Regions from separate parts of the Mus musculus genome. Here region 1 is linked to region 2. Evidence: chromatin contacts called from ENCODE Hi-C or POLR2A ChIA-PET data. All regions are on one chromosome and are shown on one strand. The core of a region is the stretch at or near the end of the contact, and the rest is flanking DNA. Distances in the headings are between cores, read along the strand shown.

Region 1 (5,480 bases), core at 446-2,945, 40 kb before region 2:
TAAAAAAAAACAAAACAAAACACTCCAAAGCCCATCAAAAAGACACACGTGAACTTAATTAAATCTCAAGATCCTACAAGAAATGTGGAGGGCAAGTTAAAGATGCTTAGGAAGGCGTCTGTGAAATCCATACTGGCGCCAGGTGTGGTGGTGTGCACCTTTAATCCCAGCACTTGGAAGGCAGAGGCAGGCAAATTTCTGAGTTCGAGGCCAGCTTGGTCTACAGAGTGAGTTCCAGGACAGCCAGGGCTACACAGAGAAACCCTATCTCGAAAAAAAACCAAAACCAAAACCAAAAAAAAAATCCACACTGGCAAACTCCATACTGGCAAACTCCGAGTATTTAAATTGACAGGGTATTTGGAAACACAGAAATAACAGGTTTTAAAGACGGTTGGAATTAACTTATTACAGTAAAGTTTTAGAAGGAAGTCCTTATAGAAATAAATGCAGATGATTTAGAGATGAAATGTTATTTGGAATTGTTTTAAATTTATTTTCAAAAGTGGGCGGAGGCCGAGCATGGTGGCGCACGCCTTTAATCCCAGCACTCGGGAGGCAGGCGGATTTCTGAGTTCGAGGCCAGCCTGGTCTACAAAGTGAGTTCCAGGATAGCCAGAGTTATACAGAGAAACCCTGTCTCAAAAAAAAAAAAAAAAAAAAAAAAAAAAAGTGGGCGGAGAGAAAGAATGCCAACAGGCAGATGGAAAGTAGGCTTCAAGATGCAACGCACTGCACACCAAGTGCAACATGCTTGCAGTAAAATAAAGGGTACCTCTACTCGTTCAAGCCAGTGGGATCTAGTACAGTCCACACAGCCTCATCGTGCACACACAGTCAGCTAAGTCTGTATAAAGGATTCAAAGTAAAGTGGCCACAACCCGGAACGTGGCCAACAAAGTTCAGATTTGTTCCAAGCCTTTAAAGAAGGCATTTTAGTGAGAGAGGGCGCCTGGCTTCACCGGACACACAGCGACAGTCATCTGGCTACACCACTCCAAGACTGTGCATGTGCACATGTACATTGGCTAGGTGGCAGAGGCCTTTCTGGCCACCTGTCTCAATACAGGCAAGCTTTTCAGAATCTGCTTTCTGAATGAGTTACAGGCTCCTTTTCAAACTATGTGGCAGAGTTTAGTTGGCAAATATGTCCTCTTCTACATAATCAGAAGGGGTCTGCCACGTTTCTACAGGAATGGCAAAGAAAACGCTAAGGTGCCTGATTCTCAAGCAAAAAAACCCAAAACAAAACAAAAAGACCCCTGGCCAAAATGAATAGAACGCCGTCTGGGCCTATCTTTTGCTGACCCATCGTCCCTAGCCTTATGGATCGGCCGCTCTTTCCAGCTGCAGTGCATATGGGAGCCCCAGGAAGAAGACTGGGGAGTGGCGTGGAGGGGTGACAGGCGGGGGTTCAGAAGCAGGAGCCCCGAAAAGCTGGGCGGAGGCTCTGGGCACTCAAATAGGGTTCCAAAGGGGAACAAAGGTTCAAAGGATTTCAGGGAATCTGAGGCCAAGGGAGCCAAGCACGCGAGGGAAGCGCGGAAGGGACACCCGGAGCACCGGACTCCACCACGGTCTCACCAGAATGAGCGCGGCAGCCGCCAGCGCCACGCCGAGCCCCAGCAGCTGCAGTAGCAGCGTAGCCATCCCGCAGCTCCACACTTGCGGAAGCGCGGTGCGGCGCCGCGCCCCGCCCCAGCCGGCCCCGCAGGAGAGGCCGGCCTAGCCCTCGCCCGCCGCCCGCAGCGCCCCCGCCTGGCCGTGCCCCGCCACGGCAGGAAAGCCGAGGCCTCCCCGCAGCGCCCCCGCGCGGCTCCGCCGAGGACTGCAGGCCGGTCACCGAGTGCGGCAAGTCAAAGCCCTGGACCTGTGCACTGGCTTCACCCCTCGCGCCGTGCAGAGCAGCCATCTAAGGATGCCCGGCGCCGTGGAGGGTTTTAGGGTCACCCCCTTTTCATCTCGTGCGCCTGCGTGTGTGTGGGAGTGTGTTCGTGCACAAGCGCGCGGGCCCGTGGGACCCCGCGAGATTGGCGACTAGCGGGACGCTCGGGGTGGCCGGAGCTGGCGTTAATGCCTCGGGCGCAGGAACACGGTAGCTGCACTTCCCTAACCCAGGATCCCTCCGAGTGCCCTGGGCTGGAGGCACGCCTGGCGACCGGAGGGCGCAGGCGCGGAGGGCTGCGCAGGCGCAGAGCGGGCCGGAAAAATGGCGGCTGGGTTCAAGTGAGTGGCGGCGCGCGCAAAGAGGGCCCGGGTGCGGGTGTGGCGCGCGGCGGCGGGTGGGGGCCCCCCCGAGGACTCGCGGGGCCGCGGGAGGGCTCTGCCCACTCGAGGCGCTGAGGGACACTGCATCCAGGACGGCCCGGACCTCTTAGCCGAGGGCCACGCCGCTCTCCACGCAGGGCCGCCCTCGGAAGGGACTGGGAAAGCGTTGGGCGCGCTCTGGTTAAACCCGGAGCCGCCCACGCGTGCAGCCTGCAAACTCGCGTCTGCGGTGCGTGCACCGTACCTACCTGCAGTCACTTGTGGCCGCGGGTCGGCGAGGAGGCCAAACGTATGTACAATACACTCTTCCGTGGTAAAGTTGTGGATGCTGGCGAGTGTGGTTTATAACGGCGCGAAGTCACGCTAAGGTCCCTGCTTCAGAGCACGAGTGATGTGACTGACACCCAGGTTGACCCTCTTCTGGGTGTGCCAAGGGCCTCTGTTCCTCCTGACTATGGCACAGTTAAGGTCACCGCTGGAAACCGGTTGCTGCTGTGTGGCTTTTATAAATACGGGCCACACAGTTTCAAACGCCTGAGCCTGTCGAGATCACGCCTCAGACACCACACTCTCAAGTTCTGGGTTTCTGCTTTAGGACGCACTGACTGAGACACGTTTTAAACATTGTTTCAGAACTGTGGAGCCGCTGGAGTATTACAGGAGATTTCTGGTGAGTGAAGGTGGTTTTGTACGTTAGAGCTGTGGGTAAAAACACCAAGCTTCGGTTCATTTAAATGAATGAGGCTTAATGCTGCGTACCCGAAATACATCTATGACCCGTTTCCTTATAAACATTTAGAAGGAAAACTGCCGTCCTGATGGAAGAGAACTTGGTGAATTCAGAGCCACAACTGTCAACATAGGTGAAGATAAACTTCCTTTTAGTTGGGTGGGACATCCTTGGTGTCACGTAGTTTTTCAGCCAGCTCTACTATGTCTAACGCAATCGGGTGATGTTAAGAGATTTTTATCATCACACCAACCTTGTAGTTGATCTAAACTTTAGTTCAAATTGGGAGACCGAAGAAAAAGATGAAAAAACGTTAAGTAGTAATATCATTTTCAAGTCACTGACCTGAACCGGTCAAAAGTTTCAGGGGGTGGGTGGGTGGGGGTGGGGGGAGTTTCAGAGGCAAACAAAAAGATTTAAACTACTTTGTAGGAAACTTTGTGGTTATTTTCTTTTTTTTTTTCTTTTTAAAATTTTTTATGAATACCAAGTTTACCTTTCCAGGTTCAATCAGTACAGCGGATGGCTCTGCTCTCGTGAAGCTGGGGAATACCACGGTCATTTGTGGCGTTAAAGCAGTAGGTTTCCTGTATGCCTGTAATGTCTGAATTCCAAGTTAACTGCATGCTTATGAGGTTGTACTTGATCAGGGGCTGGTATTTGGAATGATATTCCCCAAGGTTGGTTTTTGTTTTTTTGTTTTTTACATGTGAGCATCATTAACGCTTTACAAGGTGAGTCCTCAGCACGTCACACGTTAGGGTTTCAGCAATATCGGTTTTGAAATCGACTGTTACAGTGACACCTTTAGCCATCGATAGCTTTTGTTCGTCGTAGGAATAGTAACTGTCTGCTGAGCTTTTTAGATGCTCTACTGTTACCAATCTCTGTAAGTAGAAGGTAGGCAGAGTCTACTGACAGAACCTGTGCTTTCTCACGTTTCACTGAGCAGCTTTCCTCGTTTAGGTCTGTGGTCAAGCTGAAGTAATAACTGTCAGACCACATACTGCTTGCCAGGATTATACCTGGGACTTAGTGGCACTGTCTCACTTGGGCCCTCAGGAGTAGGCAGGTACTGTTTATCTGTCCCTGTGTCAGCAGAGGAACTTGAGAGATAAGTAACTTTCCCCAGCTCTTGCAGTCTCTTGTGTGGATCTATAGCTGCACTGGGCTCTTATTGCTATATACCTCGCTTCTAGCCACTACTGGCTCCCCAGCCTGGTCATGTCAGTGTCGCTTGGGGATTAAATTCAGATTTGGCTGCTGAACAAGTCATAGGGTGGGCATAATCCCACTGGTCCTCATGGATGAGCAGCACAGTTTGATTACACTGCCCTTTAACCTCCCTGGGAGTCACTAGGAAGGCAGTGCCAGCATCCTTAACATGGGTTAATTGGCTGAAATGGTCTCTGGCACGGCCTCTGTGGATGACTAGAATGTCATCGTGTTGCGTGGCTTTTCTCACTGGAATACATTGTTTGCTTTTGTAGGAATTTGCAGCACCACCAGTAGATGCCCCCGATAGAGGATATGTCGGTGAGTTAAATGCTCATAATTTTAATGAATTATAAGTAAGTTGAGAGATACCTCTGGCAGTGAGGTAATTGAGGTGGATAGCAATTCCCAATGTTCAAAAATAGAATAACGACTCCCCAGCTCCAACCCCACAAAGCTTTCTGCTTATCAGAAGATAACGGAGAGGGGAAATCCCAAGAACTTCAGTTTGCCAACCCTGTATGGACAGGTTTTTATTTACATATTCAGTTGCCCTTATTCAAAAAGCCAGTATTGCAGATTAAAATCCTGTCTATGTTCTATTTAAAGTACTGGGCAATATTTTTGGTCTTGGATTATCTTTTCCATAGGTGGGAAACAGCATTTAAAACTTGAATAGTTGGATGTGAGCAAAGAGTCTACCCATGGCCAGTCACAGTGTCCCATGCTGGGGAGCAGTCCCTTTACTAGTAACCAAGCTGTCAGAGCTAAAATTTAGTTCACAGCTGCAGTGTTTCTTTCAGTCCCTAATGTGGATCTACCACCGCTGTGTTCTTCGAGGTTCCGGACAGGACCTCCTGGGGAAGAGGCTCAAGTAACCAGCCAGTTCATTGCAGATGTCGTTGACAAGTAAGGCTGTTAGGATAGTTTTACCACCATTCATTATCGCGTGGTTTGCCTTCCCATTTACTGTGTTCTTTATCGTTACATCAAGCTCACAGGTGATTAAGAAAGAGGATTTATGCATTTCTCCAGGCAAGGTAAGAGCAGCCTGCGCTTTTATGAGCTCTGAAGTGGCCATGTGGCCTAACGGGGTAGTGGAGATTACTCAACCTTAAACCCTGACATTTTAGAGTTTAGAAGGAATCCTGCAAGTTCATTTGACCCTGTATTTGTCTAAATAAACAATTGCTTCATAAATCCTTTCCAGCTGGGTTTTATTTAGTTTAATGAGTTAGAGTCACACTATGTACCCGGGCCGGACTTT
Region 2 (4,895 bases), core at 1,210-3,709:
CCGTTGTTGAATTAGGGAAGGCTGAAACAAGATGAGGAGAAGGGCGATCTTGAAGGAGAACCAACAGTCTCAATTAATCTGGACCCCCGAGATCTTTCAAACACTGGACCACCAAACAGGCAGCACACACCAGCTGATATGAGGCCCCCAACACATACACAGTAGAGGACTTCCAGGTCTGTGTTCATTCAGATGATGCACCTAACCCTCAAGGGACTGGAGGCCCCAGGAAGTTTAGAGGTCAGGTAGGGTAGGGGGTGGGGGCATCCATGTGGAGAAGGCATGGGGTGGGGAGGAGGTGTGGGATGTAGAGCAGTCCAGTCGGAGGGTGGATGGAGGGGGTGGGGAATGGAATATGGAGTGTAAGAAATAAATGAAAAATTAAAAAATTTTTTAAAAAGAAAAGAAAATGCCCATTTGTGACACTCCATCAAGATTCCTAAGCTGCATATTGTGGAGTATCAAGGATGCTCAACCTGCCCATACAAAGAACTGACAACATTTCAATGTCTACAGTAAGTGGTAGTTATCCTATTTCACTGACTTGGGCGTTACCGATTAAGCAGTCATACCTTCCACTAGACAGGTATTTCCTTTTAGGAGGTCTCTGCTGAGCACTTTCCACGATGTACTGAAACAGAGAAGTTGGTCAAAGGGCTTGCCTTCCGCTTTCCTACGAGTGAGTGCAAGCGAGCTGCAAGCCCGCAGCAGGACAGTGAGAGCAGCCCACTCAGTCTCCTAGGCTCTGACAAGCCTGAGCTCACGCTTGTACACAGGCCATAGAGCCCAAGACCCAGCCCAGTGTTTTAGTACCATAAAATGCAATTCCACAGGACAAATATATTCTAAAAGTTTTAAATTTATTTTAAAATTACACATTTGAGTGCAGTGACCCATATTTTAAGGTATTTTAGAGAAACTCATCAAGATAGAAAAACAACTTTACAAATTCTGTGGTCTGGTTTAAAATACTGTTCTCTTGAGGGTTATCAAAATGTCCTATTAAGGACTTTCTGTCAGTTACAAACCCCAGTATTTCAACATTTAATCAGTAGGGCTCACCTCTGCGCAATCCAAAGCTTGTTCTACAGCTTGTTGCTGGAAAAAGCAAATAGCAGATTTGGCAATATTAATTATTTTCAGAAAAAATAACACTTGACACTCGTTATTAAGTGTTTGTTTCATTTTCTGAAAAAAGAGCAATGTGTTTTTCCTCTCCTCTATCCTCCAATGCGTTACTAAGGTTTTTTTTTTTTTTAATGGCTGGGCACTTGATCATAACAAATGCTAAAATGGCACTGCAGTCAGGACCTGGAAGCTAGACATGCTCGTATTGAGTGTTCACTACTCCCTTCAAGCACTTAGGTATACCATTTAATACGTATACATGAAAGGCAAGAATCCCACAGGGACAACTCCCATTATTTCTAACCAAGTAGAAGTAAATAGGCAAGTCCTACAGAGCAGGAAGATGACGACACACGTCCTCTACAGCCTGTCTCTAACCCCACCCCACCCCACCCCACCTGCCTCTCAACTGTAGTAACAGCTTGTCCTCTGGGCTCCACTGCAGGTATATCTGCACAAAAGTGAGGATGGGATGGGGGATGGGGGAAGAAGAGGCAGGGTTTAGAAACTCTGTAGCCTATGCTGGCTGGAGCTCTCTTTCTAGCCTAAGCTGGCCTTCAACTCTTGGGGATCCTTTGACCTGAGTGTCCCAAGTACTGGAATTACATCTGTGTCAAACTAAACCTGCCTACATTTATTAATTTTAAAGCACCCAGGTGAAGGAGTTTGGGGAAATAGTTCAGTCCACGTGACTGCCACACAATCATGAATAACTGAGTTCAAACTCCAGAATCTGTACAAGAAAGCAAGACAGTGGGGCACAAGCAGGGATCCCAATAAGGGGGACGTATACCTCAGGGGCCAGCCTGGCCTACTCAGCAAGTTCTAGGCCTAATGGACTGTCTCAAAATAAAAGGGGGACAGGGATAAAGGAGGAACATCGACATTGCGATCACTTCTTTACCAAACATATAGGCCACATGCACAGAACAAACATAGACAAAAAAGATGGAAGAAGAAACTTAAATTATGAGGGCCTCCCCCAAAATAAGCTTCATTTATATCAACCTCCTTATCAAAGACTCAGAAAAATGGCAAAGCAGAGTTGACTTTTAATACATGAAGGATTTGTCTAACTTAAATGTCCTACCACTGAATTGACAAGATATGAGTTAGACATTTTCTAGAAAAAAGTTAGGCATGACTACTAAGTTATCTGAGTCTTTCTATTCACAATATTTTTATGGAGCTAAAGGAAGAGAATAGTATAGGATACACATTTTAACACGCTATATTCACAGCTTACCATTGTGGCAACAGATAAGGACCCCAAAAAAGATAAAACTTAGACGTGCTGTGGAAGTGGGGTGGAAACCATGTCTTCTTCTATACTGCAGGAAAAAACAAATAGGAACTGTTAGCATAAGACTGCAAAAAAGAAAGACTGTCATTATCAGGAAAAGTACTCAAGGCACATACGTTCCTAACATATCTTTAAAACAAACTTCTACCAGAGAATGTATTAAACCCACCTACAAACAGATGAAAAACAGCTCTCATGGAGTAGGGCAAAAAAGTCAGAGAATTCAAACCACTACCTCACACAGGCCAAAGTAATACAACACTGAGAAAACACTGGCTTTTACAACAACACTTTTAAACTGCCTTCCCTGCAGATTCTACAACCTGACCACTGGCTTTGACAGCTATGTGGGGTCACTTTCAAATTCAGTTTTTAATCACACTGATGGCAAAACCAGAAAACTCCTATTCCCCCAAGTGCCCCAGGCTACATTTCCAGACTTCTCTAATACTTTTACTTAAAAAAAGGAGAAACATCTTTGAAAAATCTTTCCCATAATGCAGGGGGTCTCATCCTGCCTTACAAACCAAGTGACCTACCCAGCTTTAGGATGGATGCCCATGTCCCAGTATCTGGATTCTGGTCAAAGTCTAGAGTAGAGTGGGGGACCCAGAAATAAGGAAACACCACCGTGGAAGCCCACTGTTCTAACCCTTCCTGCCTACCAAAGATGATACCCTCTGCTCTGAAGACACTAAGTTGTTTTACAATTTTTCACCTATCAATTTGCACTTACTGCCACAGAAACTACACAACTCTGTTAAAGTACAAATTCTAGTGACAGAAAACCAGATTTCCTATACAAAACTTTTTCGGAGGGAAGGACCTCCTTAAGCCAGTACAGGCTAAAGAAATATTATCTGATAGTATTAGGTTTTTTAAAAAGATTTTATTTATTTACTTATTATTTATTTATTATAAGTACACTGTAGCTGTAGGTTTTTTTAAAAGATTTTATTTATTTATTTATTTATTATATATAAGTATACTGTAGCTGTCTTCAGACACACCAGAAGAGGGCATCAGATCTCATTATGGGTGGTTGTGAGCCACCATGTGGTTGCTGGGATTTGAACTCAGGATGTCTGGAAGAGTAGTCAGTGCTCTTAATCACTGAGCCATCTCTCCAGTCCAGTACTAGTTTTTAAAAGCCAAGCCAAAAACATCTTTTTTTTAAACTTTTTTAAATTTATTTTTTTAATTAGGTATTTTCTTCATTTACATTTCAAATGCTATCCCAAAAGTCCCCCAGACCCCCCCCCCAAAAAAAAACGTATCTTTTTAAGAATATTATTCCTGTCTTTGAGTTACTAGAGGAAGTATAAGCAAAATTTAGGTGATTTTTTTTGACCACTAAACCTAAATAACAAGACTCACAAATCCAATGTGGTAACTCAAATTACAGTTACTTTTTACTAAATTAGAAGGGATACTATACTACTTTATTGCGTAAAAGAACAAACTTTGTGTTATCTCTTATACTCTGCTTGTACATATAAGAACCAAGAACCCATGTGGAAACTATTATAAACGAACCCATTATAAACTTATTGACATCTCAAGTTTACAAAGAATTCAATGCAAACGACTCACCTATTATCACAGTCTTATCACATTCTGTCCCTTCTCAATTTATAACCTGAGGTTCTATTATTCCAACCTTCAGCCTACTCAAACCTGCACCCATTTTTTTTCCTTAAGCAAAGCCTTACGAACTGACTTGATGAGAGCACTCACCTATTTTTTTTCTTAATTTTGATGTTAAGTTTATATCAATCATAATCTGTCTCCAGTCTATGCACATCGCTTTTGCACTTGGCGTCCTAACTAGGTACTCTGATGGCGATAAAAGATGGCTCCCAGAGTAGACATCAGCTAAACTAATTTCCCTGGTGAACTTGGGTCCCAACTGCAGATTTTTTTTTTTTAACCCAGGCTTTACCCTCAGAACGCCAACTCCACAGAGAAGCAACCTCTACTCAACAGTCACACCGCACTCCGCCCTGAAGAAGCATTCTGCCAACCTTGCAGCGATTTTCCAGAAATACCTGTAGCAGAGCCCAAAGAACAAGCTATTAGCAAAAGTGCAGGCGAGCGGCGCCGCGGAGTGCGGAGGGGCGTTCACGCAGAATGGCCGCCGAGGTGCCCGCCCAACCCCGGAATCTCCGAAACGCGGATCGACCTCCTCCCGTCACTTCAGATCCCGGCCGCTCCACGACACTAGACCGACACCCGCTAGCCCGCCGGCCAGCCCACCTAAGTCACCCACCACCTCCGGCCGCAGAACTCACCTAAGGCCTGCTGTAACGCCCACCCACACCTCCAACCGCCACTTCCTGCGGCCGCGCTTCCGATTGGTGCGTTGCTAGTGGAAGGGGCGGGCCTTGAGGTCGTACAAGGCCCGACACAACGCTCACTTACAGCTCCAACAGCGAGTTCCGGCGGCCGCTCTTCTGATTGGCGG

What was found. A loop is a pair of places that touch in the nucleus more often than their neighbours do. ChIA-PET counts read pairs that join two places held with the same protein, here RNA polymerase II (POLR2A).
Region 1: a loop to region 2 is called in a map of heart, with 9 times the contacts of the local background. The contact joins the promoter of Alg5 here to the promoter of Supt20 in region 2. A Hi-C loop is called at or near these places in 11 of 37 maps with a recorded cell type or tissue (T-helper 17 cell, gastrocnemius, heart and 3 more). POLR2A ChIA-PET finds 5 or more read pairs at or near these places in 4 of 5 experiments (Patski and embryonic stem cell).

The regions. Positions count from the first base shown.
Region 1 is chr3:54,731,754-54,737,233 of GRCm38, reverse strand. It overlaps Alg5 (asparagine-linked glycosylation 5 (dolichyl-phosphate beta-glucosyltransferase)), which reads right to left and starts at 1,695. Exons shown (of 10, transcript NM_025442.3): 1 at 1,585-1,695. The coding sequence starts at 1,650. Exosc8 (exosome component 8) reads left to right here and starts at 1,870. Exons shown (of 11, transcript NM_027148.3): 1 at 1,870-2,226; 2 at 2,902-2,938; 3 at 3,068-3,131; 4 at 3,503-3,576; 5 at 4,489-4,534; 6 at 5,017-5,122; 7 at 5,208-5,253. The coding sequence starts at 2,210.
Region 2 is chr3:54,692,687-54,697,581 of GRCm38, reverse strand. It overlaps Supt20 (SPT20 SAGA complex component), which reads right to left and starts at 2,459. Exons shown (of 25, transcript NM_001358015.1): 1 at 2,375-2,459; 2 at 1,063-1,098; 3 at 573-631. The coding sequence starts at 2,377.